Linked DNA regions of Homo sapiens: region 2 is linked to region 1. Evidence: chromatin loops called from intact Hi-C (ENCODE). Cell type or tissue: heart right ventricle. All regions are shown on one strand. Each heading gives the region's core, and the rest is flanking DNA. Links, peaks and the distances in the headings are about the cores only.

Region 1 (16,649 bases), core at 3,455-11,454:
GATGTGGGAGGTGAGGCTGGGACTCTGCATAGTTCAATCACTCTCTGGTCAGCTGTCGTCCCCAGGGTCTGGGACATTTGTGTGAAAGCATGGTCAGCCAGGCGCGGTGACTCACGCCTGTCATCCCAGCACTTTGGGAGGCCAAGGCGGGCAGATCACCTGAGGTCAGGAGTTTGAGACCAGCCTGGGTAACATAATGAAACACCATCTCTACTAAAAAATACAAAAATCAGCCAGGCGTGGTGGCAGGTGCCTGTAATCCCAGCTACTTGGGAGGCAGAGGCAGGAGAATTGTTTGATCCCGGGTGGTGGAGGTTGCAGTGAGCTGAGAACGAGCCACTGCACTCAAGCCTGGGGGACAAGAGCAAGACCCCTCTCAAAAAAATAAAAAGAAAAAAAAAAAGAAAAGAAAATAATATCTCTGAGTGTGGGGGTGCATATCTGTCATCCCAGCACTTTAGGAGGCTGAGGTGGATCACTTGAGCCCAGGAGTTCAAGACCAGCCTGCACTACATAGTGAAGCCCCATCTCCAGGAAACATTTAAACATTAACCAGGCTGGGCATGGTGGTTCATGCCTGTGATCCCAGCACTTTGGGAGGCTAAGGCGGGTGTATCACTTGAGCTCAGGAGTTCGAGACCAGCCTGGACAACATGGTGAAGTCTTGTGTCTAAAAAATAAAAAAAAATAGCCGAGCGTGGTGGCTAGTGCCTGTGGCTGCAGCTACGTGGGAGGCCAAGGTAGGAATACTGCTTTCGCCCAGGAGGCAGACGTTGCAGTGAGCCAAGAGACTGTACCACTGCACTCCAGCTTGGGCATGAAAACCTGCATGAAACGCTGTCTCCAAAAAATATAAAAATTTAAAAAATTAGGCAGTCATGGTGGTGTGCGTGTGTAGTCCCAGCTACTCAGGAGGCTGAGGAGAGAGCACGGCTTGAGCCCAGGAGGTCGAAGCTGCAGTGACCCATGATCACTTCACTGTACTCCAGTCTGGGCAACAGAGTGAGATCCTGTCTCAAGAAAAGAAAAGAAGCGAAAAGAAAAGGGAAGGGGGACAGAAGTGGAGGGAAGGGGAGGGGGTAGGGGAGGGGGAGAGAGGAGGAATGGGAGGGAAGGGGAGGGGGAAGGGGAGGGGGAAGGGGAGGGGGGAGGGAAGGGGAGAGGGGAGGGAAGGGGAGAGGGGAGGGAAGGGAAGGGGAGAGGGGAGGGAAGGGAAGGGGAGAGGGGAGGGAAGGGAAGGGGAGAGGGGAGGGAAGGGAAGGGGAGAGGGGAGGGAAGGGAAGGGGAGGGGGAAGGGAAGGGGAAGGAAGGGGAGGGGGAAGGGAAGGGGAGGGGGAAGGGAAGGGGAAGGAAGGGGAGGGGGAAGGGAAGGGGAGGGGGAAGGGAAGGGGAGGGGAAAGGGGGGAGGGAGGAGGAGAGAGGAGGGAAGGGAAGGGGAGGGGGAAGGGAAGGGGAAGGAAGGGGAGGGGGAAGGGAAGGGGAGAGGGGAGGGAAGGGAAGGGGAGAGGGGAGGGAAGGGAAGGGGAGGGGGAAGGGAAGGGGAAGGAAGGGGAGGGGGAAGGGAAGGGGAGGGGGAAGGGAAGGGGAAGGAAGGGGAGGGGGAAGGGAAGGGGAGGGGGAAGGGAAGGGGAGGGGGAAGGGAAGGGGAGGGGGAAGGGGGGAGGGAGGAGGAGAGAGGAGGGAAGGGAAGGGGAGGGGGAAGGGAAGCAAGAAACAAGGTAAAGGAAAGGGAAAGGGGGAGGGGAGGGGAAGGGGGAAGGAAGGAAGGAGAGAGAGAGAAAAGAAAGAGCTTGATCATGGCTGATGTCCACATTGATTGAGATCCACAGAGCACAATGGGCCATCCTGATAATACAGACAATTGTCATTTCTCTCTCGTATCACCATGAAACTAGAGATATGCTTTCTGGAGGAGCAAAGGTGCTTCAGAAATGTGGAATCCTGACATTCACAATGCAGAATCTTTCTCAGAAGCGAGCTCAACAATGTGTTCATTTTTTTTTTTTTGTTTTTGTTTTCCGAGTTATTGGTGATTGGCTTTGTAAACAAAAAAAAAGAGAATGCAACTATGAATAGAGAGATCGAATGTGTCTGATGCAAGGTTGTCGCAGTTCCTGTTTTCTGGTTAGGCCTGCATTGCCTTATGAATTACAGGGAATGGAGAACTTTTCTTGATAATAATGGTCATTCTATGTAGAGCAGGACTTGAGATGTTATGATAAATGTATAATTTCTCAAAAGTGGTCTACTTGAGAACACAGTTTCAAGGAGTTCCTCTCCACATTTGTTCCTGGGTAAAGCAGCTGTTCATAAGGTAATTCAGCTTTCAATTTATTTTAATCGGCACTTCAGCTCAGGCCAGCAATGTCACTATGCCTTCCAGCCAGGATGGTCCCAGGGTGCCTAGGACATTGAGACAGAGAGGGGTGTAAAATGACTGTCACTGAGGGGTAAAGTAGAATCTGATATGAGAAAAAAACAGAGATATGTAGAAATCACAAAAGAAGCATACTATATTTCCAGTGCAATGCCATTTTAGGTGAATACAGAAAATAATTGCAAAATTTCACATAGGCCTTCATTAATTTATGCTATAGTAATTTTCACATATGCCCAAGTTAATTCATACTAATTTATACTAACTACCACCAAGGCCATACAATTCTGCCCAAGGTAAAATTTACCTACTGTCAGAAGTAAATGTGGTGTTTTAAAACTGATTCTACAGTCAAGAGATCCCCATTAACCACACTTCTTAAAACCAGATGAGAAAGTTCTATCAGATTAACTCAGGAGCTTAAAATCCAACTACACAGAGAACTTTCGAAAACCCTGAATGATTAGTCCCACCTGTTGGAAGTGGTTCCCCTCGCCTGGGCAACTGCTAAGTCATTGTTTTATTTTGTGCAATGGAAACACAGTAATGCATTAGATATTCATAAGATTAAAATAATTTGAGGCAGGTCCAAGATGCACAGTAACGCTGAAGTGGTCATGAGCATAAAGGATATTTCATCTGCAACTCCTGTACAGGGATAGGAAAGTATTTGTGATAATGGTTGGTGAGAAATCTACAGGCAAGACTAACATTGTTGTGGGATGTTGCCTATGTCCACAGGCAATGCTGAATTTCAGTTACAAGTGAGTGAACCCAGAGATGTAGACTTTGTCCCATCTGAGTTGACAAAACCCCGGAATTTTACTCACAGACCTCTGGGTTCTCTCAACATACCAAGGCAAAGAACAAAACCTCCAATGATAGGGTAACAGAAGAGGGAACGAGTGGCCAGCCTTCTTCGTTTGAGATACCATTTAAATAATAAACTTAAAGCAGAAATAAATAAAATGAAATTGCATGTTAAACTGCTCTTCTATACGCTTACTTTTGGTTTCCCTTGTTCCTCTTTTATTTTTCATTATTATTATTATTGAGACAGAGTCTTGCTCTGTCACCCAGACTGGAGTGCTGTGGCACCATCTCGGCCCACTGCAACCTCCACCTCTCGGGTTCAAGCGATTCTCCTGTCTCAGCCTCCCGAGTAGCTGGGACTACAGGTGCGTGCCACCACACCCGGCTAATTTTTGTATTTTTAGTAGAGACGGGGTTTCACCATATTGGCCAGGCTGGTCTCGAACTCCTGACCTCATGATCCACCTGCCTCAGCCTCCTAATTTTCATTATATTTTTAATCAATAAACAATAATTGCATATGTCTCTGGGGTGCAATGTGATGTTTCTCTGTATCTTTCCTGTTGGATTCATCCTCAGCATCAGTGCAAAACCCATCATGTTTGCAGACACTTGGTTTGAAGAGATCCAACGTTCAATGGAAACGTCTATCGGACAATGAGTGAATGGCTGTGCCTTCCATATAAAAGCACGATAATGATGTGTTCTGAGTGGAGGCATGCCTCCGTGATTTTACTCCTCTCTCAGCTCGGCTGGGACTCAGATTCTTTCAGATTTACGTCTCTCTGGATTAAAAAAAAAAAAGCTGGGACCCAGATTCTCAGAGTTAAGTATAGTCTTTCTGCAAGAGGCTCTTTGTCCACATCAACAGTGAGATAATTTGCTGTCTCAGAACTGCTAGACCAGCTGAACTTTCCTTGTTTGCTTTCTTGTTAGAGTACCCATGAAAAGGCAGATTGGAGATAAAATTGATTCAAGAGAGGCCATGGATAAGAGATGTTTTGTCTCCAGTTGCATCAGAATCACAAAATATTGCAGGGGAAGGTACACAGAAGACATTTCTGTAGGTTATTCTGTGCTGAAAATGATTATGAATGACATTTGTCACTGTGGTTCATGCATATTCTTTCTGGTATGTCAACAGCAATGTGAAACCCACGAACACGGTCAACATCGTAGAGACTGGGATGCGAAGAAGGGCACAGGAGAGCACAGTGCCTTTGGAAAGCTCCCAGGTCCAATATCAACTCTACATTCCTTCAGCCTGTCTCTCTCCGATGTATCCCTCTTGTCAAGAGAGGGAAATGCAGTTAGACAGAGTCCATTTAATGTTTGCTGAGTGAGTGAAAGAATGAATGCATGATGAGTTCTTGTCTGTGGCCACGTGCCTCTCTGCCAAAGTCTATTTCTTCAAACTTAATTTCTGTCTGAACATCTCTATTCATGCTCCCTGCGGCTTTGGTATTTCAGCAAAAATCCTCCCTGGGTTCTGACTCCAGGAGACATAAACCACTCAAGTGGTCTTTAGAAATCCTTCAATGAATTTTTAAAAATTATTTGTAGAGACAGGGTCTGGCTATGTTGCCCAGGCTGGTCTCAAACTCCTGAGGCTCAAGTGCTCCTTCTACCTTGGCCTCCAAAGGTGCTGGGGTTACAGTTGTGAGCCACTGCACCTGGCTCCAATTCTGTCTTCCAGATTTACCCTCACTGATGATCCAGTCACCTGCTCACTCTCCTCTTTGGGTCATGAGAGCTGGTGACTATGCAGCCAACAGGGTACCTTCTGCAGACTTCAACAGAGTCCTGCCCTTCCATTTACATTTAACCTCATTGTTTATGGGTGGCCCCCAGGAACTCTCAGAAACAACAGTTAGAGTGGGGGGGTCCTAAGGGGAGTGGGGTGAAGTTAGACCTGAGCTTCTGAGTTATCCTTCCTCTCTTCTCCTCCGTCCCCTGCTTCTCTCACATTCCTCTCACCTTCTCTATCTCTTGACCCCCGTCCCTTCTCTCAATTCCTCTTTTTTCTCAAGCTCTGAGAATGTTCTGGCATCTTCCACCATGCAGAGAGTATGGTAGGAGGTTAGGAATTAATGGCTCTGGAACCAATGTCTCCTTCAGGTGACATGTACTTTCAATCAGCATCTCCAAGTCTGTTCATGTTCCTATGACATCAGAGAGGGAAGCAAGATTATCTGGTGACCAGCCAGTCTCCCCCTCCTCTGGGAGATGTCCAGCCTCTGCGTCCTCTCTTCTGTCTGCACCCAGGGGACCAGGTATTTGGAAGCCACACACAGAGACTCAGCTTTAGGGGGCTGGCTCCCCATCTCAAAGACATCTGGTAGCTGAGGCTGGTTGACCCATCCAATCAGTGATCTTTCAGTTGGTAGGTTTTTTGGTGGGGAAAGCGACTAACCCTATGAAGAAAAAGCACCAGATCCCCATGCTTTTCAGTCTCTCGTTCCTGACTCAGACCAGGGAACCGATCTCTGGGGGACTTTGAGCTGGGAGGAGCTGACAACGGCTGCTATTGATTTGGGGCTGAGACTTCTCCCAGTTTCTGACGAGTTTGGAACTTGTTGACTTCGGGTAGGTCCAAAGGCAATGAATGTAAGGGCTGTTTAGGCTTCTGTAGGGGGTCTTGGAGAGGTGCCTGGGGCTTTTGGTCAGGGGTGATTCCCAGGAGATGCTTCTAGGGGAAAAGGGAGAAGCAAGAACCTATAGATGGTTGTACGGCTCTGGGGACTGAGAGGTGAACTGGACAAAATGAAGATAGCAGGAGTCACTGGGCCAGCAGGTGGAGGTCAACGTCCACAAAGCAAACAGCCTTCACCAGGCGTGCTGCCAATTAAAGGGACAGCTTTGTGGAGCTCCAGAAGCATGTTGGTCTGCCACACTCCTGTCTTCTCCACTGAGATTTCTGTGGGGAAGCATGTTGTTGTGGAAAAATACCCATAACATTAATTTCATCATTTAACCTTTTCATTTGTGTACATATGTATTTATTTGTTTTAGAGATGGGGGTCTCCCTCTGTCACCCAGGCTGCAGTGCAGTGACAGAAACACCTCTCACTGCAGCCTTGACCTCCTGGGCTCAAGTGATCCTCCCACCTCAGCCTCCAGAGGAGACGGGACTACAAGCACACGCCACCGTGCCCAGCTGATTTTTTAAAATTTTTTGGTAGAGACTGGATCTGTGTTGCCCACTCTGGTCTTCAACTCCTAGGCTCAAGCAATCCTCCCACCTTGGCCTCGCAAAGAGTTGAGATTAAAAGGTGTGAGCCACTGCACCCAGCCTGTTTTCATCTTTTTTTTTTTTTTTTTTCTTTTTGAAACGGAGTCTCATTCTGTCGCCCAGGCTGGAGTGCAGTGGCGCAATCTCAGCTCACTGCAACCTTCGCCTCCCGGGTTCAAGCGATTCTTCTGCCTCAGCCTCCTGAGTAGCTAGCAATACAGGCATGCGCCACCAGAGCCAACTAATTTTTGTATTTTTAGTAGAGACGGGGTTTCACCATGTTGGCCAGACTGGTCTCGAACTCCTGACCTCATGATCCGCCTGCCTCGGCCTCCCAAAGTGCTGGGATTACAGGCGTGAGCCGCCGCGCCCGGCCCGTTTTTACCATTTTTAAGTGAACAATTCAGGCGCATTGACTACATCCACAGTGTTATGCCACCATCACTGCTATCTAGTTCCAGAACCCTGCCATCACCGCCAAAGGAAACTTCGTACCTATCAAGTAATCACTGTTCATTTTCCCTGCCCCCAGCCCTAAGCAACCATGAGTTCAATTTCTGTCTTGATGGCTTTAACTATTCTGGACATTTTATATAAATGGACTCCTACAATATGTGACCTTTTGTGTCTCTCTTTCTGCACTTAGCATAACGTCTTCAAGGTTCATTCATGTTGTAGCATGTGACTGTTTCATTCCTTTTCGTGGCTGAATAATATTCCATTGTATGGATGGAACACATGGGGTTTATCCATTTAGTATTAGATGGACATCGGACTGTTTTCACCTTTTGGCATTTTGGATATTGCTACATACATTTGTGTACAAATTTCTGTTTACACATTTGTTTTCAGTATCTTTAGGTATTAGGTAGAAGTAGGATTGCTACATCACTTGGTAATTCTGTGTTTAATTTTCTGAAGAGCCATAAAACTGCCTTCCATAGTGGCTACACCACTTTAACTTCCCACCAGCAAAGTAGGAGAATTCTAATGTTTCCACATCCTTGCCAATAATGATTCCTTTCCTTCTTTGTAAAAACAGTTATCAGAATTCTAGTGATGCTTTGAGGATTTAAACATTGCTCAGGCCTGGCACAGTGGCTCACGCCTGTAATCCCAACAACTTTGGGAGGCCGCATGGGTGGATCACCTGAGGTCAGGAGTTCAAGACCACCCTGGCCAACATGTGAAACCCCGTCTCTACTAAAAACACAAAAAATTACCCGAGTGTGGTGTCACATGCCTGTAATCCCAGCTACTTGGGAGGCTGAGGTGGGAGAATCACTTGAACCTCGGAGGCGGAGGTTGCAATGAGCCAAGATCGCACCATTGCACCCAGCCTGGGCGACAAGAGTGAAACTCCATCTCAAAAGCAAACAAACAAAAACATCGTTCAGAACTCTGGTTCTGTGCATTCAGGGGTATGGGAAACAAAGGCTCAGGTTGTCTTATTTGTAGTCCCATTATAAGAACTGAAAATACAGAACTGTGGACAGGTAGTCAAACATATTTTTCTATCTTGGTAATCTGAAATCTAAACCACTTGAAGGGCACAAACAGAATCTGCTGTCCTGGGTTTGCACAGTTAACTCTGCAGAAAAGCTATTTTGAACACAAGAAAGAGTCCATAGTCACAGACCCCACAGTTAGCAATTTGCTTATTATGCCTTTTATTTATGTATTCATTTATTTTATTTATTTATTTTTTTGAGATGGAGTTGCCCTCTTGTTGCCCAGGCTGGAGTGCAATGGTACGATCTCTGCTCACCGCAACCTCTGCCTCCCTGGTTCAAGCGATTCTCCTGTCTCAGCCTCCTGAGTAGCTGGGATTACAGGCATGTACCACCACGCCCAGCTAATTTTGTATTTTTAGTAGAGATGGGGTTTCTCCATGTTGGTCAGGCTGGTCTCGAACTCCCGACCTCAGGTGATCCGCCTGCCTTGGCCTCCCAAAGTGCTGGGATTACAGGTGTGAGCCACCGTGCCCAGCCTTATCAGCCTTTTATAATCAACTCAATGGGTGGTGCATCCATCACAAATGAAGTAAAGTGGGAGAGGCCAACAGCGAGGATATGTCTGTGCCATCATTATCCATCTGCATTATGTGACCTCCCACAGCAGGCACCAGGGGGGAAAAGAACACACACACGGACCCCCAAACACTGTAGTCTCCTTCTCCCTCTGCTGCCCCCTGGACCAGCAAGAGGAAAATACACCTTGTTGTCCACCAGAGATGAAAAAGGATCCCCAGCCAGGTGCGGTGGCTCACGCCTGTCACCCCAGAACTTTGGGAGGCTGAGGCAGGTGGATCGCTTGAAGTCAGGAGTTCAAGACCAGCCTGGCCCACATGGTGAAACCCCATCTCTACTAAAAATACAAAAATTAGCCGGGCATGGTGGCGGGCGCCTGTAATCCCAGCTACTCGGGAGGCTGAGGCAGGAGAATGACCTGAACCCGGGAGGCGGAGGTGGCAGTGAGCCAAGATCGCACCACTGCACTCCAGCCTGGGCGAGAGAGTTAGACTCCACCTCAAAACAAAAAGACAGAGAGAAAGAAGATGAGGGAGGGGGTGTGGCAGGAGTTTCCTTGAGGAGACCAGCACCATTAGTTTGTTCTCACATTGCTATAAAGAAATAACTAAGACTGGATAATTTATAAAGAAAAAAGACTCCATCTCAAAGAAAAAAAAAATGAGAAAAACCCCAAAGCTTCAGGAGACCCAGGGTATGAAACCACAGATCCACTGGGCAAGGAAGATGATGCCTCAGTATCCCAATTCTTCAGATGTTCTTCTTCTTCTTCTTCTTCTTCCTTTCTTCTTTTTTTTTTTTTTTTTTTTTTTGTTTGAGACGTAGTCTTGCTCTGTCGCCCAGGCTGGAGTGCAGTGGCATGATCTCAGCTCACTGCAACCTCCACCTCCGGGATTCAAGCGAATCTCCTGCCTCAGCCTCCCGAGTACCTGGGATTACAGGCGTGCACCACCATGGCCAGCTAATTTTTGTATTTTTAGTAGAGACGGGGTTTCACCATGTTGGCCAGGATGGTCTCAATCTCCTGACTGATCTGCCTGCCTCGGCCTCCAAAAGTACTGGGATTACAGGCGTGAGACCTGCACCCAGCCCAGACCTTCTTCTTATCAGTCACCAACTGAGCTTTCCCTGGGACCACTTCAAAAATCAGCTGTTCATGAGCCCCGGTGCCAAATGCCCGGCTTCTAAGAGATACATGAAAACCCTGATTCCTCTTTTCATGGGGAAGACGTCTCTGTCCACCCAGTGGACAGCACAAACAGCTCCTAGCACCAGAATGGCAGCGCAAGGGTAAGAGCGTGCCCAGTGGGGAGGCGGGAATGTATATACGTGCTTCCAGACAGGATGTACAAGACAAAGAATTTGAATGACTTTTTGAAACAGTCATACGGTCGCCTGTGCCAAGCCAATTCCCACTCAGGAGACAGCACTTACTCAGTGTGCTGGAACAAGCATCCCCCTGTGTGAGGAAGTGACTGCTGCCAGCAAGGGCAGCTCACTTGGCAGAGAGGAGAGGCTGGAATGAAGACTAAAGGCATTTTCAGGGTGTGGGCTCCCATCAGTGACTTCTAGAGAGGAACCCTGAACCCAGTCTGGGGTCTGGAGTGGGGGCCAAAGGGACAGAGGGGAGGCAAGAAGGGGCTCCCTGGGAGACTTGATAGATGACAGAGAACCACAGACACAGAAAAGGCAAAGCCCTGAAGCCACCATTTGAAAATCAAGGTTAGGGAGACCCAACGCAGGAGAGGATTTGGTAAAGGTCACCCAGGACAGGAGGCAGGCAGGGCTCCCTGATCAGAGCTCTCTACACCTGCATTTCTCTTTGTCCTGGTCACCAGGAGAGAGAAAAAGAGGGCCTCTGCCTGACTCAAATGAAAGATGTCTCCGTGGGTAAGGATTTAATTTTCCCCTGATGACCTAAGGAGAAAAATTCTCACTTGCATCCTCATAAATCTATCCTTCTCTTTGCATTCACCTTTGCATCTATCTACATATCTATCCAGCCACCCACATCCACCCATCCATCTATCCACTCATCCACCCATCCATGAACCTGTTTACTCATGCATCCATCCATCCAATCATCTACTTATCTACCTATCCATCTATCCATCCATCCATCCACCCATCCACCCATCTACTCATCCACCTTACCATCCATCCAACCATCCATCCATCCATCCATCCATCTATCCACCCACTCATTCATCTACTCATCCACCATACCACTCACCCATCCCTCCAATGATACATCCCCCATTCATTGACACATGTATTCAGTGATCCATCAGTCCCTCTATCCATCCACCCATCTATCTATCTATCCACCTTTCCACCTACACATCCACCCAAACACCTGTCCATCCATGTATGTGTCTATTCATCCATCAAACACTTATCCATCTCTCCATCCATCCACCTGTCTACCCATCCACTCAGCCATTCACTCATCCATCCATCCATCCATCCATCCATCCATCCATCCATCCAAATATCCATCCAAACACCCATCCATCCCTCCATTTTACCCACCAATTCACCATCCATTCATGCATCTATCCATTCGTCCACCTTTCCATCCATTTATCTATCCATCTATTCACCCATCCCTCCCTCCTTCTCACTTTCCCTCAGGTCCTGCATATGGACACCTAGACATGTCTAGACATCCATGTAGCCATGAGCCCACCTGTAACATCACTCATGCACAGCCTTGCCTGCTGTTTTGTAGCCAGATGATCACGACTATGGGTGGCAGAATATCAACAGCAGGGTGGGAAACCTGGGGCCACTGGAATTGGGCACATCTGTGAAAATGTCCCTGGATCTTTCCTTTGTGTCTCATTTCTTAGAGGACTCAGGGATTATAGCACTTGTGTTATTTATCAAGTTTCTCTACTGCTGGCCTCTGCTCAAGGGAGTTAGAAGAAACGGCAGGAGTGAGTCTCTGGAAAGCCCTTAACTCAGAGCCCCACACAGATGAAGATGCTGGTCTTGAGACCTCAAATAATAATTATTATGTGAAAATAGATCAAAGCAATATCTCTGACCTGCAAAATATTGAGAGGGGAAAATCACGTATTACATTTTCTAAAGATACAAACACTATTTTCCATTAGGCAAAACAGTCTAGAAAGCAAGGCGAAGTCTGAAGTCGACTTGAAAGAGCCAGATAAGTTGTAAGATTTATTTGCCTAAACCAGGGCCCCGGAAAACCTTGTTTATCTGTTTACACTGCTCCCCGCTATACCGGACTAGAATAATTCCCATGTACTACTTGCTGGGGGTCCAGGAAGGGAAACTGAAACTGATTCACCCCTAGGATATCAGGGCCATAATCTAGTTACAAGCATAGACTTTGAGGACAAATGTCTTGATATTTGAATTTCACTTCTGCTGTTTATTAGCAGTGCATTAGCTGAACATGTCACCAATCTGATCTTCAAGTTTCTGACTTGTAGAATGACAGCGATCATTCTTACTATAAGGTTTGGTGCAGATTTTCTGAAAGTGCTTGCAAAGCACCTGCCATGTAGAGAGGGCTCCATCAAACAGTATGGATGTTGTTATAAATTTCATTCCTGCCCCTAAAGAGGGAATTCTTGACAAGACATCCCCAGCCCCTGACTTGTGGATTGAGCCTGCTGATGTTCAGTCAGTGGTGGGAAATGAGACCTGCTAATGGGACCCTGTACCGCACCACGGTGCTGAACTGTTGGGAAGATAAAGCAAGAAGTCAGATAAAGTCTGGTAAGCCAGGTGCCTCATCATGAAAAACATCTACAAGGAGCTCTCACATACCTGGAACTAAATTCTGAACCTATGCATGAGTTGAAAAGAAAAACAGGCTGGATGCGGTGGCTCACACCTGTAATCCCAGCACTTTGGGAGGCTGATGTGAGTGGATCACAAGGTCAGGAGTTCAAGACCAGCCTTGGCCAAGATGCTGAAACCCCATCTCTACTAAAAATACAAAAATTAGCTGGGCATGGTGGTGGGCACCTGTAATCCTAGCTACTCAGGAGGCTGAGGCAGGGAACTGCTTGAACCCGGGAGACGGAGGTTGCAGTGAGCCAAGATTGTGCCACTGCACTCCAGCCTGGGCGACAGAGTGAGAATCCATCTCAAAGCAAACAAACAAAAACATGCTAGTGGAGATAACTGCATGCTCCCTGCACCCATAAAAATAAGCTATACCAGCTCATGTTTGCCCATATTTGCGCAGAAACAACAGACCTTGTTGGATCATTTAAAATGTTGCTAAGATTTCTGCATGATTTCTTCAGCCATGTAGCATTTTTTTTTCTTGGTTAGCATGTTTTCATTGGTTTTCTTTTTTAGCATTTTGAATTTATCAGCCTACTGCCTTCCGACTTCCAAAGTTTCCAATGAGAAGTCTGATGATAATCTTCTTTAGGATCCCTGGGATGGGATCAGTCACTTCTGTCTTGTGGCTTTTACTGTGCTTCAGGGTGGACTTCTGACTTCATCCTACCTGAAGTTTGCTGCCTTTCTTGGATGTTTATTTCAAATAGTTGCACTGACAGGTCTAAGAATTTCCCCTGTACCGGTGAGTGAAATGGATGAGCATGCCCACGAGAGGTCTCAGATTTTCCAACCACCCATGTGTGGGTTGTGTTCAATTTCCTCCTCCTACAACCACTTTCCTTCTTAATGAAAATGCCTGGGTCACTTCACAATGTAATCACATGACCGAATCTGGTCACACATCCTATGCTTGGCACCTGTCACATCTACTTTGCCCCCAGCCTTTGGGGTCCCTACTCCTGAGGTCCTGAACATTCATAGAGAACAGATCTCATTAAGCACAGGAGAGGGGCAGAAAGAATTTGCAAGATTAAGTGGGCCAAGTCTTGTAACACCAGTTGTAGGTAGAAGCAATAGCAGGCTCCAAAGATATCCATGTCCTGATTCCCAGAACCTGTGCAAGGGAAATGAAGGTTGCAGATGGAATGAAAGTTGCTGATCAGCTGAGCTTGAGATGAGAAGACATTACTGGATTACCCAGGTAGGACCAATGTTATCACATGGGTCTTTATCATGGAAAGAGGGAAGCAAGAGGGTCAGAGTTAGAGAGAGATTGGAAGATGCTACACTGCTGGCTTTGAAGATGGAGGGAGCAGCTACATAATAAGGCGTGTAGGCAGCCTCTAGAAGCTGGAAATGTCAAGCAAACCGTTTCTCTCCTAGAGCCTCCAGAAGGAAGCCAGCCCTGCTGACACCTTGATGGGAGCCCCAGGAAACTAATTTCAGACTTCTTACCTCCAGAACTGTAAGCAAAGAAATGTGCATTGTTTTAAGCTGCAAAGTCTGTGATGCTTTGTCCTAGAAGCAAGAGGAAACTGTTCTAACCTCCTTCGGCAGTTGAAGGAAATCAAGTCAACAGCAACTGAAGTCATTAGAGTGAGGTCTCAGATTCCCATGTGGGATTTTTTTCCTTGCTCTTGGTTTTGCTCAAGACCTAGGATCTGATTTTGGCTGGTGCAAAAGCCACCAAAGTTACTGAGATTTGGGGGAATGGGATTCAGGGCCGAGTGGGGACATAAGAAGCCCAGAGCAGAAGCTGAAGAGCCAACAGACGTCAATTTAAAACACAGCACATTCTTAGCATCGGGCGATGTGTCTGCAACTAACTGATCGGATGGTGTGTGTTTTCTGTGTCTTTTTCAATATGTTAAAGGCAAAATCACAATAGTGAGTAAGGGTGACCGCACAGCAAAACTGTTCTTCTAGACTCATCTTGCACCATAGTGGCAGCTGAAGGAATTGTGCACCACGATGCACCCCTGTGGTCAGGAAAGGCTTCTAGGATGCCTGGGAGCTGAACGAGGTGGTAAATGATGGTGTTGGAGCTGGAGAGAAGTACAGGGTAGGCATTCCAGGTGACAGGAAGGAAATAAGGAAGCCAAGCAGTGTAGTGGTGAGAAGAAGCACAGGTTCACCCATGTGTGTGGACCGCTGCTTCTTCATACCCAGGAACCCAGCCAGTCCTGGAGATGCACAGATGAGCAAACCATGGCCAGACACTCACTCCCATGTTGCTTAGCGTCTAACGAGGAAAGCGGATATTTAAACAAAATTGCCCACAGGATATAAAAGTAGTGCCGTGGTCAGAGCCGCAGTAAGGAGGTGAGGCTTCTAGATGCTTATAACATGGTCAGCTTGGGTCAGGCAGGGACACAGATATATGAACTTTTTTATTTTTTTTTAAATTTTTTTGAGACAGAGTCTCGCTCTGTCGCCTAGGCTGGAGTGCAGTGGCGCAATCTCCATTCACTGCAACCTCCGCCTCCCAGGTTCAAGTGATTCTCCTGCCTCAGCCTCCTGAGTAGCTGGGACCACAGGCACATGCCACCACATTCAGCTATTTTTTTTGTATTTTTAGTAGAGATGGGGTTTCACCGTGCTAGCCAGGATGGTCTCAATCTCCTGACCCCGTGATCCGCCCGCCTCGGCCTCGCAAAGTGCTGGGATTACAGGAGTGAGCCACTGCACCCGGCCACAGATGTGAACTTTTAAGGGCAAGTGACCATGGAGCTAACAGTGGAGCTGACAATTGAAGTATGAAGACAGCACAAGGTAGAGGCAGAAAGTTTTGTGTAGCAAGTGTGGTACGTGCAAAGGGCCTGTGGTCGATGGAACCGAGGATCCTGTGGGGCTCAGTGAGGAGGGAAAGAGGAGCTCAGGTATGGCGTGCCATGGAGGGGAACACAGTGAGGCCACAGTCAGTCCTCAACCTTGAAAATGGCCCTTTGACTGTCCTCAGGGTCTAGCCTTGCTTGCCATGTTCATTGGGTCTAGCACCCTCTGCTTGCTCCCAGACAGCTTTCTCCTGCCTCCCAGCTCTGCATCTCTCAGATCCTGGCTCTGATCCCACGCTGCTGTTGCTTCCACTCATGTACCCATTGCTAACGGCATCATTTCTTGGAGTAATTCATTGCAAAGTTCATTTCCCACGATAAACGCAGTCTGTGCTCATTACAGTCAACAGGGTGGCCCAAAAGAGTTCAGTTAAGGGAAAAAAAAATCAAATTTTCCCTTGAAAAGAAGCCAGTGATATGGCTTGGGTCCATCTTCCTGAGGTTTGAAAACTTCTCTGTTAGTGTTAGTTGCTTTTAGGCCTGGTCCTGCTGCATATACAATGTGTATCTTTCTCTCTCTCTTTTTTTTTTTTTTTTTCTTTTTTGAGATGGAGTCTCGCTCTGTCAGCCAGGCTGGAGTGCAGTGGCGTGATCTCGGCTCACTGCAACTTCCGCCTCCCAAGTTTAAGCGATTCTCGTGCCTCAGCCTCCCAAGTAGCTGGGATTACAGGTGTGTGCCACCACGCCCAGCTAGTTGTTGTTTTAAGACTGAGTCTCACTCCAGCCCGGGCTGGAGTGCAGTGGTGTGATCTTGGCTCACTGTAACCTCCACCTTCTGGGTTCAAGCAATTCTCCTGTCTCAGCTTCCCGAGTAACTGGGATTACAGGCACCCGCCACCACACCCGGCTAATTTTTGTATTTTTGGTAGAGACGGGGTTTCACTATGTTGGCCAGGCTGGTCTCGAACTCCTGACCTCAGATGATCCACCCACCTCGGCCTCCCAAAGTGCTGGGATTACAGGCAGGAGCCACTGTGCCCGGCCTATCTTTCTCTTTATATGTAGACGGTGCCCTCTCCTGGTGGGAGGCTCTCAGTGCCTGGCTCCAAATCCATGACCCTAGAGGTGGAGGGGTCCCCAGCTGCCCCACTTACTTCTCCCAAGCTGGTGCCCTTGGGAATCACCAACTTCTTGTGACCACCTGTTCTAGCTACTTGGTTCACTTTGACCCAGCCCCTCAGGGGTGACACCCTCCCTCATCAGGCTCCCAGATCCCATCAGGTGTTCAAACCCTATGTGGCAGGTACAATCCTGGTCCCCAGAGATGCCCACATCCTAATTCTTAGAACTTGTGAACTTTTAGGACAAAGAGGAATTTGCAGATAGGATTCAGGTAAGGTTCTTAAGATGGGGACATTTTTTGAATGATCTATGGAATCACAGTGGGGTCCCAGGGCTTTTATAAGGAGAGGAAGGGAGATATTTAACCGCAGAAAAAAGGGATGTGAGGATGGAAGCAGAGGTCGGAGTCATGTGCTTTGAAGATGGGGTAACGGCTAATGAGCCAAGGATGGCAGGTGGCTTGTAAAAACTAG
Region 2 (16,649 bases), core at 4,830-12,829, 51 kb before region 1:
TTTCATGTGCATGTGTGCATGTGTCAATATGTTTATGTGTGTAGGTGTGTTTGTGCATGTGTGGGTGTGTGCATTTGTGTGTTTGTGCCTGTGTGGGTGTGTGCATTTGTGGGTTTGTGTGTGTATGTGTAGGTGTGTGTAGTGTGCAGGTGTGTTTCCACGTGTGCATATGCATAGGTGCATGTATGCATGTGTTTGTGTGCACACATGTAGTTGTGTGCACGTGTGTGTATGGGTAGGTGAGTATAGTGTGAAGGTGTGTTTTGAGTATGTACATACAGGTAGGTGTGTCCACGTCTGCTTGTATGTCTGTGTGTGTGTGTACTCATGGCTGCGTGTGTGTTTCTGTGTGTGTCAACAATAAGTAGAAAGTAGACAAAACGCTCGGAACAGCTCTGTGGGCCCCATGCCGGCAACCAGAGTGGAGTCGTTTCCACAACCTCAGAGCCCTGAAATGGCTGTTTCCACAACAGGACACTTGCCAGACATCATAAATGCAATTACAGCTCCTCCTGCAGCATGCGGCAGATCTTTAGACGGTAGCAAGGGAGGATCCTACTGATCCAGAATAAACCATAAGGCAGGTACAGACACACGCACATATAAATATATATATGCACTCATGTTCATATGTTTCCATAGAAATCTGTAATTGTATTTTTTGAAGTATTTTTTTTCTTTATTTACATCTTACCTCGCCTATTTATTTGTGGTGCAAACAGTTCAAAGCTACTGTCTTAGGCATTTTCAAGTATGCAACGCATTCTTACTAACCACAGTCACCCTGAGTACAGTAGACCCCTGAACTTATCCCTTCCTATCTGATGGAAATGTTGTACCCTTTACCCATCATTTCCCCATTTCCCCCACCCCTCACTCCCAACCCCTTGGTCACCGCCATTCCACTCTGCTTCTGTGAGTTCAGTGGTTTTAGATTCCACGTAAGCGTGTTTGGGTCAGACGGTATTTGTCTTTCTGTGCTCGGCTTACTGCACTTAACATCATGTCCTCCAGTTCCATCCATGTTGTTGCAAATGGCAGGACTTCCTTCTTTTTTCTTTTTGAGACAGAGTCTCACTCTGTTGCCCAAGCTGGAGTGCGATGATCTTGGCTCACTACAACCTCCGCCTCCTGGGTTCAAGCAATTCTCCTGCCTCAGCCTCCTGAGTAGCTGGGACTATAGGCGCCCGCCCATCATGCCCAGCTAATTTTTTGTATTTTTACTAGAGACGGGGTTTCACCATGTTGGCCAGGCTGGTCTTGAACTCCTGACCTCAGGTGATCCACCTGCCTCAGCCTCCCAAAGTGCTAGGATGACAGGCATGAGCCACCGCACCCAGCCAACCTCCTTCTTTTTTAAAGCTGAATACCATTCCATTGTGAATATACCCTATTTTCTTTGTTCATTTAATAGCTTTATTGAGGCATAGTTTACATAGCATGAAAGGCACTTATTCTCACTGTGCAAATGAATGGCTTTTAGTGAATGTACAGAGTTGATATAGCACATTTTCTTTCTGCATTCATCCCTTGATGGGCTCTTCCATTGACTGCATGTCTTGGCTACTCCGAATGGTGCTGCAATAAACATGGGAGGGGAGTGTCTCTTTGACATACTGATTTCCTTTCCTTATCCCAAATAAACATATATATATATACACACATACACATACTATATATATATATAATACACACACATACTATATATACACATACTATATACATACATACTGTATATACACATACTATGTATACACACACTACATATATACACACCATATACATACATACTATATATACTATATATACATACTATATATACGAATTATATATTTATACAAATATATATATACACATATATATATTATATATATATAGACTTGCCCTGACTTGCTGGGAATACCCTGAAGGTTTAGAAGTCATCTCTGGGGCCGGGTGCGGTGGCTCACACCTGTAATCTCAGCACTTTGGGAGGCCAAGGTGAGAGGATCACGAGGTCAGGAGTTCGAGACCAGCCCAACCAACATGGTGAAACCCCGTCTCTACTATAAATACAAAAAAATTGGCCAGGCGTGGTGATATGCGCATGTAATCCCAGCTACTCAGGAGGCTGAGGCAGGAAAATCGCTTGAATCCGGGAAGTAGAGGTTGCAGTGAGCAGAGATCATGCCACTGCACTCCAGCCTGGGTGACAGAGGGAGACTCCATCTCAAAAAAAAAAAAAAAAAAAAAGTCATCTCTACATATCTTCATATGTAGATACATTAGTAGAGGGACTGCTAGATCAATTCGTAACTGTTTCAATTTCCTCAAAACTCTCTTCCCCGGAAATGACAGTGCTTCCTTGAAGGCTTACCTTTGTTAGTGCCTCAGCGGTAGACGTGACTTCTAAACCCTATGGGCATTCCCAGCAAGTCAGGGCAAGTCCCCACCCCCTCCACCCCAACAAAGAGATTCCAAGAGTCCATAATGTATTCTTTAGCAAGAAAGACATTCTCTTTAGAAAGGTAGGAAGACTTAATAATAAGCAGACAGAACTGTCAGAATGTTAAAGAAAAAAAAGCAGCAGCAATGACAAAAAAAAACCCCACACGTGAAAGTAAAGTACAGATATTATTTTAAGTGTAACCCTTCTTATTTCTGTAATTTCACCCTCATAAACAGAAGATGATCATAGACACCGTCACTAAAGAAACAAAACAAAGCAACATAGGACAATCCCCTTAAAGTGACTCATCCTTCCCAAGCTTCAGGAAATACTCAGAAACGGCAGTCAAGGGCGTACGAGACTCGGAAGGTTTCTAAGACCAGAGTCTTGTCTTCTCCCACTCCTCGCTCACAGCAGAACCCAGGAAACTCCAGTGTCAGGAGGTGGCCTCCATTCCCCAGGACACCCCACGGCCGGAACACAGTGGTAAAACTAGAACTCTCCTCCCAGGTTCCACCCCACACCCTGCACTCCCATGCCCAGCTGCCTGACACAGAACACGCAATCCTAGCATGAGGACTGCTATATATTTCCACAGAAAGGGCATGTCAGCTGCAAAATCGCAGGGCACAGGGAAAACACAGTATGATCTCGATGCTTCCCTCACATGGGAAATGTCACATGTGGTACACATTTTTTTTTTCAAAGACCCTCCTGGCTTGCTGGGTTTTTGCATCTGTCCCTGGGCCTCAGGGGGGCCATTTGCCCACCCAGGTGTCCCCAAGCTTCCCCCAACCACCTTCGGGTTTAGGTCCATGCTTCTTGCTGGGCACCTCTGCATTCAACAGCTCTTCATGTGCTCTTTGCAACCAAGCCACATTTTGGATTTTTTCCAATGCAGGGCCTGGGTATACGTGTGCATGTCTATGTACATGCATGTGCGTGTCTATGTACATGCATGTGTGTGTCTATGTTCATGCATGTGCGCGTGTGGATGTGCTCATGTGTACATGTGTATTTCATATACGCGTGCTCATGCATTCATGTGGTTTCTGTGTGTGCACGTGTGTGCTCCTGCACGTATGTGTGGGTGTATGGTGTGGGCACACATGTGCATGCATATATGTATTGCACTGCATGTGTGTGCACACGTGTTTTCATGTGCATTGTGAGTGTGCTGAATGCACACCTGTTTGCATGTGTATATGTGCACAAGTGCACTGCATGAATATATATGTGCATTTGTTCATGTGTCTGCGTGTTTGCCTGTGTGCTTGTGTGCATATGTGTGAGGGTGCTATCTGAGCACACACCTGTGTGCATGCATATATGGGTGTGCATGTGCACTGCAGGAGTATGTGCATGTGCTTGTGTGTTTTCATGTGTGCTCACGTGCACATGTGACTTGCTGTGTGGGTGCACACGTGTGCATGCATGCATATATGCATGGCATGAGTGTGCATGCATGTATGTGCCTGTGTATGTGTGCATGCACATGTGTGTCTGTCTGGTGTGTGTCCATGGCCTGCCACCTCCCCAGCCTAGCTTGCCCCTCCCATCCTCCTCCATCACCCTCAGAGTCCACCAGCCTTTTCCTCCACATGACTTCCCTGGTCATAGCCACTGAGCTGGGACCAGGTGTCACTTAGAAGCTTCCTCCTTTTCTTGCTCCACCTGCCCTCAGAGGCCACAGTGACGATGCTCTGGCTCACTTCATGTTCCTTCCACTGACCCCAATGCCCCCATGGACCCCACACAAACCCAGTTACAGGGGAGGGCACAGGCCCTCCCGCCACCAGTGTCACCCCCAGGCAAGCCTGGATTGCCAACTTCCCCTCTGCTTCAGGACTACGGCTGACGTCACCACTGAGTGTCCAAACCCACTGCTCCCCGGACCCCAAGCTCAGCCGACGGAGGTCCAAGACAACAAGTCTGAGAGTGGGTGGCAAAGGACACAGTATGCCCCTCACGCCCTTCTCCCCTTCTCCCACCCTCTGCCCTTAGCCCTAGTCCTTGGAGAACTCGCCTCAGCCCCGCACTTGGAGCTTGTCTTCCATTCTTATCTCTGTGCTGTTTCTACAGTTTTTAATTGAAACAATTTCAATGTCACTCCAGGATGCCTGAAGGACAAGGACACCAGAGGAGAGACAACCCCAAGCATTCTATCATCGACCTTGGGCCCTCGACCTCAGCTTCCATCGCTCAAGGCTCTGTCAGTCTGTCCCCTGCCTCCAAGGTCTCCTTTCTCCCAGATACAGAGTCCCACCCTCACCATTTTCTCCTCGGGTGACTAACACTTAAGACAGCTCCCCAAACACCACCCCACAGAGAGTAGGGAGGAAAGGGAGGTGACCCGCTCTCGATTTCATATAGACGTGGGCACCCTGAATCACCCATAATCAGACGTTCACTCCCTGGTGGAATCTGGTACTGCAGACACCTCTGAGGCTAATCTTCCAGGTGTGTGAGGGACACAGTTCCCTATGTATGTGAAGGGATGCAGTTCCCCAGGTGTGTGTGAGGGAGGCAGTCCCCCAGGTGTGTGTGAGGAAGGCAGTCCCCCAGGTGTATATAAATGGATGCAAATGCACGTGCTATTGGCTTGAAGCCTCATGGGGAAGCAAACCCAATCAATGATCATCAGTCAGTAAAGGAATCTCTGTAAATGAAGCTATCGTCTCCTAACTCAGTCCACTGCTCTCTTTATTGCCTAGGATTCATCTCCCAATTCATCACATTCCCTGAGCTTTCAGGTGGTAGGCAGGAAATTGCGGGCTCACAGCAGACACCCCCACTTGCCTTTTTGCTCCTGAAAACGACCTCCGGGGCTACAAATGTGAAGAAAACACCAACAAAACCCACCCAGCAAGAGCTGCAACCATGCCCTCAGAGAAGGAGCCTGGTGGAGAACTCAGGTGCCTGTGTTGCACGTTTACGGCATTCAGCCTCTCTGCAAATTTGCAAAGAGACCAGACCCTCAGCAGAACCCCCAACTGCCACTGCTGTTTCCACCCGGCCCTCTCAAAGCTCCAGATGTTTCCGGGACAGGGTAATGGCTCATCAGGGCAAGGCGGAACGGACGACAGATGGCATGAGTCAGTCTGACAAGACACTTTCTACTGATTCAAACCATGTTTACTTTTTCTCATCAGCCAGGCAACTCAAAAAACAGGACGAACCCAGAGTGAAGTCCCCGAGGCCACATGGGGTGTGTGAGTTCCTCTGCAACGTGACTAAGGCTTGCACTAATGCAGGAATGCACTCAACCGGGGCAAACGCAGGAGGAGAGCCAGTACCTGGGTTCTCTTTTTGCTGTTTTTTTCTTTTCTTTTCTTTTCTTTTGAGGCAGAGTTTTGCTCTGTTGCCCAGGCTAGAGTACAGTAGCATGATCTCAACTCACTGCAACCTCCACCTCCTGGGTTCAAGTGATTCTCCTTCCTCAGCTTCCCCAGTAGCTGGGACTATGGGCATGTGCCACCACATCCAGCTAATTCTTGTGTTTTTAGTAGAGATGGAGTTTCGCCATGTTGGCCAGGCTGGTCTCAAACTCCGGGCATCAAGTGATCTGCCTGCCTTGGCCTCCCAAAGTGCAGGGATTACAGATGTGAGCCGCCGCGCCCGAACACTTGGGTTATCTTAAACCCCATCATCACATCATTCAGGTGTTTCACATAAAATTAAAAATGAGCCAGGCGTGGTGGTGCACGCCCGTAGTCCCAGTTACTTGGGAGGCTGAGGCAGGAGAATCGCTTGAACCCGGGAGGTGGAGGTTGCAGTGAGCCGAGATCGCACCACTGCACTCCAGCCTGGGCGACAGAGTGAGACTCTGTCTCGAAATAAATTAATTAATTAATTAAAAAAAATTAGGCAGTTCCAAGATTCCTGTAACTTTCAGATTTTCATAAGAATAACACAATCATTACATAGTAACAGCAGCAGCCAGGGACATCATTTAAGCAGTGCTCTGTGTGTGCCTGCAGCTTTCTCAATAATGCCGTTCATCTCCATTAAGGGTGGGAGGATGAAGACCCGCCACTGGCCTGGGTGTCCCTGCTGAAAAATGTCCAATTCACTCAGCCCCAGCATCACCCCAGGGTGTTCACACCTGCTGCTGGCCACTCCAGTACTCATCTGCTCCTGCTGGTTTTCCACACCCTTTTCCAAAGCCCACTAAACACGAAACTTTCAGGACATTGTAGAAAAGGAGGAGGAGGTGGTGCAGAGGGCACGTGTGTGCTCTTTACTTGCTGCTGAGTCCTCTGATGCCAAGCAAAGGCAAAGCGTTTTTTGTTTTTTGTTTTTTCCTTTTTTTGAGACAGAGTGTCTCTGTGTCACCCAGGCTGGAGTGCGGTGGCCCGATTTTGGCTCACTGCAAGCTATGCCTCCCGGGTTCACACCATTCTGCTGCCTCAGCCTCCCGAGTAGCTGGGACTACAGGTGCCCACCACCACGCCCGGCTGATTTTTTTGTATTTTTAGTAGAGACTGGGTTTCACCGTGGTAGCCAGGATGGTCTCGATCTCCTGAACTCGTGATCCGCCCGCCTCGGCCTCCCAAAGTGCTGGGATGACAGGCGTGAGCCACCGCGCCCGGCTCTTTTTTTTTTTTTCTTTTTAACGTTTTGGAGGTCGAGTGGAACCAGTCACATGGTCTGACCCTAAAAACTTTCATTCCAGGTTTGGGGGGCCTCGGGAAGGGTCCCCAGCCTAGAGATAATTGTAGCTCAGAATGCTGCAAGAGAAAATGCCTCCACATTGGAGCAAGCACCGGAAGTCCTCCTGTGTGGGAATAGCAGGAGGCAGCTGATACATTTCATTTTACTATTTTATTCAAATGGTCAAAACACCCTTACTTTTCTGTTGCTATAAAACCGAATCGCTCTGGAAGTATTGTCCTCTTTTTCAAGATGTGTCATTTAACACCGGGCAGACGATCGGTCACAGGGCACAAAGCGTCCATGAGACAGGACAAATAACTTCAGGAAAGCTCAGAGACACCATGGCGACTGCAATTAGTAACAATGGCTTGAATATTTGAAAACGACTAAAGGAGCCCATTCTGAATAAGTGTTCTCACCACACACAAAAAAGTGCTGCAAAGTCTGTGAGGTCATGCATATTTAAATCCATCTCACCATGGATACATACATCAAGACACCATGTGCAACCGCATAAACACATACAATGTGTATTTGTCAATTAAAAGAAATAAACACATCATTTAAAAAAATCTGGCGCTGAGATCTTACCAAACATATTGTAAAATTACAGAAAAGAGCTTAATAGTGTCATAAATAGTTTCAGGAATACACCAGAGTGTCATAGTCTCAGAAATACTCCAGTGCTGGGTCCAGCTTCCCGTCAGTAACAGGATGTGTGCCAGTGACTGCATATCTGAGTACAGAAAACACAATGTGCCAGATCACAGACAAGTGCAAGGAACTCCGAGTTCACCAAACATCCTACACTTTAGATTTAACCGCTGAGTCCAGCGCAATCTGTTCACCCCATGGAAAGCTATGAACGCAGTGGGTGATAGTGGCCGCCGGGCCCTGGAAACACTCTCTGCTAGCAAACTATGGAAAGGGAAGGGCTTCATGTCTGTAGCAATAGTTAAACTCGTCTCTCTGTCTTCTTAGCTTGAAAATTATACATAGGTGGCCGGGTACAGTGGCTCACGCCTATAATCCCAACACTTTGGGAGGCCAAGGTGGGAGGATTGCTTGAGCCCAGGAGTTCAACAGCAGCCTGGGCAACATGATGAAACCCCGTCTCTACAAAAAATGCAAAAATTAGACAGGTGTTGTGACGCACTCCCATGGTCCCAGCTACTTGGGAGGCTGAGGCGGGAGGATGGCCTGCGCTTGTGGAGGTTGAGATTGCAGGGAGCTGACACTGCACCACGGCACTCCAGCCTGGGCAACAGAGAGAGACCCTGCCTCCAAAAAATAGGCAGGGCATGGTGGCTCACTCCTGTAATCCCAACACTTTGGGAGGTTGAGGCAGGCAGATCACTGAGGTCAGGGGTTCGAGACCAGCCTGGCCAACAAGGCAAAACCCCATCTCTGCTAAATTAGCTGGGCATGGTGGCGTGTACCTGTAGTTCCAGCTACTTGGGAGGCTGAGGCACAAGAATCTCTTGAACTTGGCAGATGGAGGTTGCAGTGAGCCGAGACTGTGCCACTGCACACTAGCCTGGGTGATAGAATGAGACTTTGTCTCAAAAAAAAAGAAAGAAAAGAAAAAAGAAAAAGATTATATGCAGGTGGTTAAACTGCATATACTTCCTTGTCTGCGGTGGCCTAAGGTACAAGGTAACATCTCGGCTTCATCCTAACTAGGACGACGGCACAAGGGTATAGACGTGAAAGAACAAGCTCTTTCCTGTAATTTTACAATATGTTTGGTAAGAAGTGGGAAACTTTCTTTTGTTCGTGTGCCATAACTCTGGGAACGTCCCCTGAGCTACGCCAAGTTTTACAAGAGGCCAAAGAATGGTGTGAATGTTTGGGCTGGGCTGAGCACGCCTCACACCGGCAGTTCTCAGAATCGCCCTGCGAGGGACCTGGGGAGACGTGGAATCCTGGGTCTCACCCCCAGACATTTTCGTTCTGTGGTCTGGGGTGAGGCTCATGAGCCTGCATTTTTAACAAACTCCAGGGTGATGCTGAAGGACCCCGCCTTCAGGAGTTCTGAGGCTCAGACAACAGCAAGGCAGGGCTGCTCGGGGTTCCCTGCTCTCCGTCCCTGTCACCCCTTCCACAGGCAGATGCCAGCCCAGATCCCATCCCTACAGGAAACTGAGTGATCACCCCCCAAGGCTAACGTGGAAACACCGGAAACTGACTTAGGGGCCTCAGCACTTTTTCCAACTTCATCCCAGCCACTCCCCGACTGCTGATCTCCTTTCAAAGTGGTCTCTGCCCTGCAGTTTTGGACTAGCTTGAAATAACCCCTCCGCCGGTCCCAACTATTAGCAGTTCACAGAGCCCTGTGTGTCTCTGTAAAATGATGTGAGGCCAACACACACACACACACACACACACACACACACACACACACACACACTTAACAGCTCGGTTTGTTAATTACAGCTTTGTTATTCAAAGCAGTTACGTTTTATAAAGTCTCAGCGAACACTGAATTAGCGAATAGTGAACTATTGCTCCCACGTAAATACAGGACTACGTTCCCAGAGGTCATGAACCAATCACTACCTAAGCGCGTTTTATGTGGGTTTCTGTTTAAAGACACCGCAGTGAATAGACATTGTGGAGTCACTCACATTGATCTCGAAGCCAACAGCACTATAACTCGTGCCTAAATGACGCTCATCAAATGTGTATTTTCCCCGTGAGACCATGCCAGCTTTCCTGTACTTAGGGACGCTAGGTAGCATGTCAGCACCGACTTGGGGATATTTGAAAGCGCAAAATCACTGACAAAAAGCACGAAAACACAAAACACGGGACACCAAATAGACCTTGCAAAGAACCCTGTTGACAGTACGCGCTGGCCCGAGAAGGCAGGGTCTGGCTTTGTTGAACCTCAGCTGAGAACATGTGCTATTGAGAAGCTCAATTCTGGCCAGGTGTGGTGGCTCACGCCTGTAATCCCAGCATTTTGGGAAGCCCAGGCGGGTGAATCACTTGAGGCCAGGAGTTTGAGAGCAGCCTGGCCAACACGGTGAAACCCCGTCTCTACTAAAAATACAAAAATTAGCCAGGCGTGGTGGCTGTAATCCCATGCCTGTAATCCCAGCTACTCGGGAGGCTGAGGCAGGAGAATCACTTGAACACAGGAGGCGGAGGTTACAGTGAGCCAAGATCACGCCACTGCACTCCAGCCTTGGCGAAAGAGGGAGACTCCATCCAAAAAAAATAAAAAAAAAAAGTTCAATTTTTTTGCCGTTCTGTGCATGAACAAAATAGCCGAGGGTAAGGAGAAGAACATAAAGGGTAACTATTGGGTCCTGGGTTTAATACCACAGTGATGAAATAATCTGTACAACAAAACCTCATGACACATGTTTACCTAAGTCACAAACTTTCACATGTATCCCCGAACCTAAAATGAAAGTTTAAAATAAAAAAATTAAATGCCAGGAATATTGATGTGGGGATGACAAATACATTTTAGTAAGCAGGCAAGTCACAAATACAGAATCACTGAATGATGAAGATTGCGTGTACCTAGGTTAAAACAAGTTAATAACAGTATTTCTCATGGTGTCCAAAATATATCATTGTCTTTCTCAGAAAATTTAAAATCTCTTCCCCTCTGCAGCATCTTGTGAATTTGGTTGTTACACCATGGGACTGATACAGGGGCATCCTGGGGGTGGGGTAGGGGTAGGGGGTCACAGAATTTGGGCCCCTCGTCTGCCTCATTGGATCCTCTACCTGGCCATGAAAGCCCATTCCTTCTTTCTGAACCTGGAAAATGTCTATTCACCCCTCAAGGCCCTGGGAGAATGTCACCTTCTCCAGGAAGCCCTCCGTGATCCTCTCCCTAGCCCACCTGAAGCGCTTTCTCACAAGTATTACCAGAGGTGATCTGTAAGCACATTACAGTTTAAGGAGCACAGCTCCGCACCCCAGTTCTCAACTCCAGCAGCAAATTACACACATCTGTGGGGTTTTCCTAAGTCCTGATGCCCAGGCTAATTAAATCAGAAACTTTCCAAGGTGAGATGCAGGCATCTATATTTTAAAGCCTACCCATGTGATGCAAACGTGTGGTCAACTCTGCAGGCAGGGACCTGTTACAGATTTTAACTTCCTCAATATCTCCTAAAATAGCTTGTGCCTTCTCTTCTATCTCCACTGACTTATCCACGCTCTGCCAAAAATAGCCCCAGCCCCTCCCACCTGTTCTGCATGCTGTTACCCAAAGACGGGCCTTAGGCAGGTTAAGCGTCCCCGCACAGCTGTCTGCGTCAAACCCTTCAGGGGAGCTTAAATCTGCACTCCTCAGCAGTGGCAACAGAGGTTGCCCACCATCTGGCCCCTGCAGCTCCTCTAGTCTGAGATGAACTGCAGCTGCCCCATCATCACTCTTACTGCTTGTCTACCAGGCTGAGAAGAGGCCCTTCCTCTTCCTTACACCTGGTTTCCTCTGCTCATTCTTGGAAGCTCAGTGTCCAGGGAGGGCCCCTCCTGGGAGAACTCTCTCTGACCCCCTGAACAAGTGTAGTCCCTGCTCTGTGCCTCCAGACATCCAGGCCTTCCATCCACAATGGTGCTTTTATGCCCAAATTGATGCCCTGGTTGTTACCTCCAAAGCAGAGAACAAAAAACAGGGACCACAGCAAATAGCACCAATAGTACATTTAACTTCAACCTATGCTGGCTGAAGGAATACATGAAAGAGCCATGGACTGGGAGGGTGGATGGACAGGCAGGTAAGTGGATGGATGGGTGGGTGGGTAAATGGGTGGGTGGATGGATGGATGGATGGATGCATGCGTGGGTGAGTGGATAAATTAGTGAGTGGGTGGATGGTTGGGTGGACAGCTGGGTGGATGGATGGGTAGTTGGATGGGATGAGTGGAAAGATGGGCAGTAAGGGGATGGATGGAGGTAAGGGTGGATAGGTGGATGGATGGTTGAGTGGATAGATGAGTTTAGGTGGGTGAGTAGGTAGGTGGATGGATGGATGAATGCATGGATAAGTGGATGGATGGGTAGTTAAGTGGATGAGTGGGTGGGTAGACGGATGGAGGTATGGATGGATGGTTGGGTGGATGGATGGTTGGGTGGGTGGATGGATGGGTGGGTGGGTGAGTAGGTGGATGGATGGATAGATGAATGGATGGATGGATGAACAGATAGGTGGATGGATGGACAGATGGATAGATGAATGGGTGAACGGATAAATGGATGGATGGTAGATGGGTAAATTGATGAAAGGATGGGTGAATGGATGGATAGATGAGTGGATGGTGGACAGATGGATGTATCAATTGATGAGTGGCTGGATGAACTAAAAGGATGGATGCATGGATGATGCATGGATGGAAAGATGAATGGAGAATGGATGGATGGATGGACAGGTGCATTAACGGATGGATAAAGGAATGGGACGACGGATGGATGGATGGATGGATGGATAAATGGATGGATGGATGCACGCATGGATGGATGGATGCATGGATGAATGGATGGATGGGTAAATGAATGGGAGGATGGGTTGATGGATGGATGGATGGACGAACGGATGGATGGGTAAATGAATGGGAGGATGGGTTGATGGATGGATGGATAAAAGGAGGATGCATGGCTGGATGGATGCATGGATGCATAAATGGATGGATAAATGGATGGAAGGACACATGGATACCTAGAACACGGAGACCCTGAGGAGCTGGAGAGGCCTCAGTGACTGGTCTAAGTTCACCACCAGGATTCAAGGGAGTTCTCTTCCATATCAAAATGCCCATCACTGATTCAGGACATTCTCCTCCCCTTCAAGTCACACTAGTGGTGAAGGCAGGCATCCCTCAAGGTCCACAAGGCCGTGCCTGGGGAGCTCTGTTCAGCCCACACACGCAGCCACCAACTCCCAAGCCCAGCAACCCCTGTGCCCACGTCTCACCACCAACAGAACTCATGTCCACATGCATTTTTCCCCATGCTGACCATGTGATCACCAGCAAGCTCCTGAACTCTCTGACCCCAGTGTCTTTATCTACAAAAGGCCCATGAGAAATATCTTAAGGGCTCGCTGAAGATGAAATAACAAACTGAATGCTCTTTGAAAAATGTAATCCATGGCATAGACATTCACATCCGAGAGGCGGTCATGGGAAATCTCATGTAGGAGGGAAGAAACAGAATATCTAGTAAAATAACAATGATTCTTGACAACTCAGCCACACATGAAGACCCTCCGAGGGGCTTTTTAAAAATTCCTAATAGCGGGATGCAGTGGCTCCCGCCTATAAACCCAAGACTTTGCCAGGCCAAGGCAGGTGGATGGCTTGAACTCAGGAGTTCAGGACTAAACTGGGCAACATAGGGAGACCCTGTCTCTACAAAAAATGAAAAATTTGGCTGGGCGTGCCAGCTCACGCCTGAGGGAGGCTGAGGCAGAAGAATCACTTGAACCTGGGTGGCAGAGGTTGCAGCGAGCCAAGATTGCATCGCTGCACTCCAGCCTGGTGACAGAGTGAGACTCTGTAATTTAAAAAAAAAAAAAAAAAAAAGGCTGGGCGCGGTGGCTCACACCTGTAATCCCAGCACTTTGGGAAGCCGAGGTGGGCAGATCACGACGTCAGGAGTTCGAGACCATCCTGGCCAACATAGTGAAATCCCGTCTCTACTAAAAATACAAAAATTAGCCAGGCGTGGTGGTGCGTGCCTGTAGTTCCAGCTACTCAGGAGGCTGAGGCAAGAGAGGCACTTGAACCAGGGAGGCGGAAGTTGCAGTGAGCCAAGATTGCACCAAGGCACTCCAGCCTGGGCAACACAGCAAGACTCTGTCTAAAAAAAAGAAGAAGAAGAAAGAAAAGAGAGAAGAGAAAACAAAAGAAAAGAAAAGAAGAGGAAAGAAAAGAAAAAAACAAAAAGAAAGAAAAGATTAGCTGGGTATGGTGAGGTGCACCTGTGGTCCCAGCTTCTTTCGAGGCTGAGGTAGGTGGGCTGCTTGAACCCAGGAGGTTGAGGCTGCAGTGAGCTATGACTGTACCACTGCACTCCAGCCTGGGTGACAGAGCAAAATCTTGTCTCAAAAAAAAAAAAAAATTAAAACACCTAACACGTCTATAAACCAGACTACCCAGGTAACCCTGGGCAAGAGTGACGTTTCCAAGCTTCCCGCAATGGGGCCAAAGCTGAGAACCTCGGATCTAGGTCAGCAAGAGCTACTGGAGGGTGGTCAAGCAGGTTTGTGTCTGAAACCATCACTCAGAAATCAGGAATGCAGGAGGGATGGGCATCACAGTTACTGGTGTGTTTTTAGCCTGGACTCTGTAGGATTAAAATATGTCCACCAGCCTGGGCGACAGAACAAAACTCTGTATCTACAAAAAAGGTAAAAATTAATTGAGTGTGGTGGCATGTGCCCATAGTCCCAACTACACAGAAGGCTAAGGTGGGCAGGTCACCTGAGCCTGGGGGTTCGAGGCTGCAGTGAGCTGAGATCACACCACTGCACTTCAGCCTGGGCGACAGAGTGAGATCCTGTCTCAAAAAAAATGATTGCAGGCTGAGCATGGTGGCTCACGCCTGTAACCCCAGCACTTTGGGAAGCTGAGGCGAGAGGTTTGCTTGAGCCCAGGAGTTCAAGACCAGCCTGGGCAATGTAGTCAGACTCCGATTCTACAAAAAGATTTTAAAAATTAGCTGAGGGTGGCACATGCCTGTGGTCCCAGCTCCTTGGAAGGCTGAGGTGAGAGATTCACCTGCACCCAGGAGGTCAAGACTGCAGTGAGCTACAATCGTGCCACTGCACTCCGGCCTGGGCAAGTCTAAAAAAAAAAAAAAAAAGAAACAAAGAAAAAAAAAGATTGCAAGCCACTGCCCGGTGATATGTTTATGATATGATGAGTGTCTAGGGGCTTGTGGTTTAAGAGTAGAAACCGCTTCCCATAGGTGGCTGTAGCTGTCCATCTTGTCTGTCTATCGGATGCTATGTTAGTCCCAAAGGACCACAGCCTCTTGAGTAAAGACCTCAACACAGGGGGCCTCTACCTTCATTGCCACCTCGGCACGGTCTCAAAAGACAGATGTTCATATCCATCTCCTGCTTGCCCAGATCCAAATCCCTCCCTGTCCTGCTATTCTATGAGTCTGCACTAAATGCCTAACACTTCTCTCCGAGTGTTCAATTGCTGAGAACATTTTGTGCTGAATTCATCGAAGACAGCCCTGTGTTAATTCATATTTAGAACCCAACCCATTTCCCCCAGAAGAAGACAGCTAGCAACAGCAGCAGAAGAGGCCGACTGGCAATATTTGGGTTCTGGCAGTAGTTATAAAATCTCTATGCCTCCAAGTCCATTGGCCCTAAAAGACAATGCAGTGTGTTTATTCTTGTCATCATTCCAGTCCATCGTGTTCCAGTCCATCGTGCAGAAACGAAAGCTCCTTCTGGTCAGCATCCCCTCGTGGATCAATGCTTGCCAGGGTGCATTTGGACAATAATTTTGCAGGGTCAGGCAAAGCAGAAACAAACAAGAGTCAGGCTACCTGGGCAAACTCAGGTGTCGCTGATGAGTAATGCCTGCAGAACCCTCTGGCCAGTCTGCTGCCTCCTCAAGAAGGGCTGTTAGCTCAACCAGATACACTATTATCAGCTTTTAAACAGCGCTTTGGAGCAACAGCTTTACTCCCCGAAAAGATGCAGAAAATCAGACTCTTTCAGGTGATTCTCAAAAACAGGGGACCCACCCCAGCCCACGACACCATTCAAAGTTGAGAAAGCAAAGTGAATTAAAGGGGTTTGCAACCGCTTTCAGACTCATCCAGCTGCCGTCCACAATGACAAACATATATTATATCTCAGCCCAGCCCACCGGGACAGAGGGAGCGGAACAAAAGCTTTGCCCATGCGGCTTCTTTAGCAAGGCTTTCCATGTACCCTGTGGGCATTTTCTCCTCTCCTCTGTTGAATTTTCTTCTTTGCAAGGTGGGTGGCTGCAAGCTACTTTCACAGCCCACTTGAGAAACACTGGTTTGAATCTGACTCTGGGGGAGAAGAAAGGAAGTTTCTGGTTTCCTGCTAAGCGGAAACTTTAATACTATGACTAGGAGACCGTACAAGGCATGGTGGCAACCCTGAGTCATACTAAAACAAAGCCGAAAAACACACCCATGCACCATCTCCTCAAAACTCACCAAGGAACCAAGCCAAGAAAGAATACTGAACAGGAAATTCAAGAAGAGGAAGTCCTTCTGGTCTCTAGAGATGTGAAAAGATACCGTCAGTTGGACAAATGGGAGTAGAAATGCTGGTGAGCTACCATGTTTCAGCCAAGAGACTGGGAATAAATCAAAAAAGAATACACTTTAGGAGGCCGAGGCGGGCGGATCACCTGAGGTCAGGAGTTCGAAACCAGCCTGGCCAAGATGGTGAAACTCCACCTCTACTAAAAAAATACAAAAATTAGCCAGGTGTGGTGGCGGGCACCTGTAATCCCAGGTACTCAGGAGGCTGAGACAGGAGAATTGCTTGAACCTGGGAGGCAGAGGTTGCAGTGAGCCGAGATCGCACCATCGCACT

What was found. A loop is a pair of places that touch in the nucleus more often than their neighbours do. Peaks named below come from ENCODE experiments on the same cell type or tissue, not always from the same donor. Only the 100,000 strongest peaks of a DNase experiment are listed, where the experiment ranks them.
Region 2: a loop joins it to region 1, with 2.1 times the contacts of the local background. A loop is called at or near these places in 14 of 110 quality-filtered maps.

Annotation. Positions count from the first base shown.
Region 1 is chrX:2,644,257-2,660,905 of GRCh38, reverse strand. It overlaps the pseudogene CD99P1. Among named protein-coding and RNA genes, the nearest start is that of LINC00102, 37 kb to the right of the region's middle. In heart right ventricle, for the core only: no CTCF peak of the experiment used is centred there; no DNase peak of the experiment used is centred there.
Region 2 is chrX:2,696,451-2,713,099 of GRCh38, reverse strand. All of the region lies in intron 1 of CD99 (CD99 molecule (Xg blood group)), which reads right to left. Among named protein-coding and RNA genes, the nearest start is that of CD99, 13 kb to the right of the region's middle. In heart right ventricle, for the core only: a CTCF peak has its summit at 8,960; DNase peaks (open chromatin) are centred at 5,559, 7,859, 8,949 and 11,288; H3K4me3 peaks cover 1,569 bases; H3K27ac peaks cover 5,079 bases.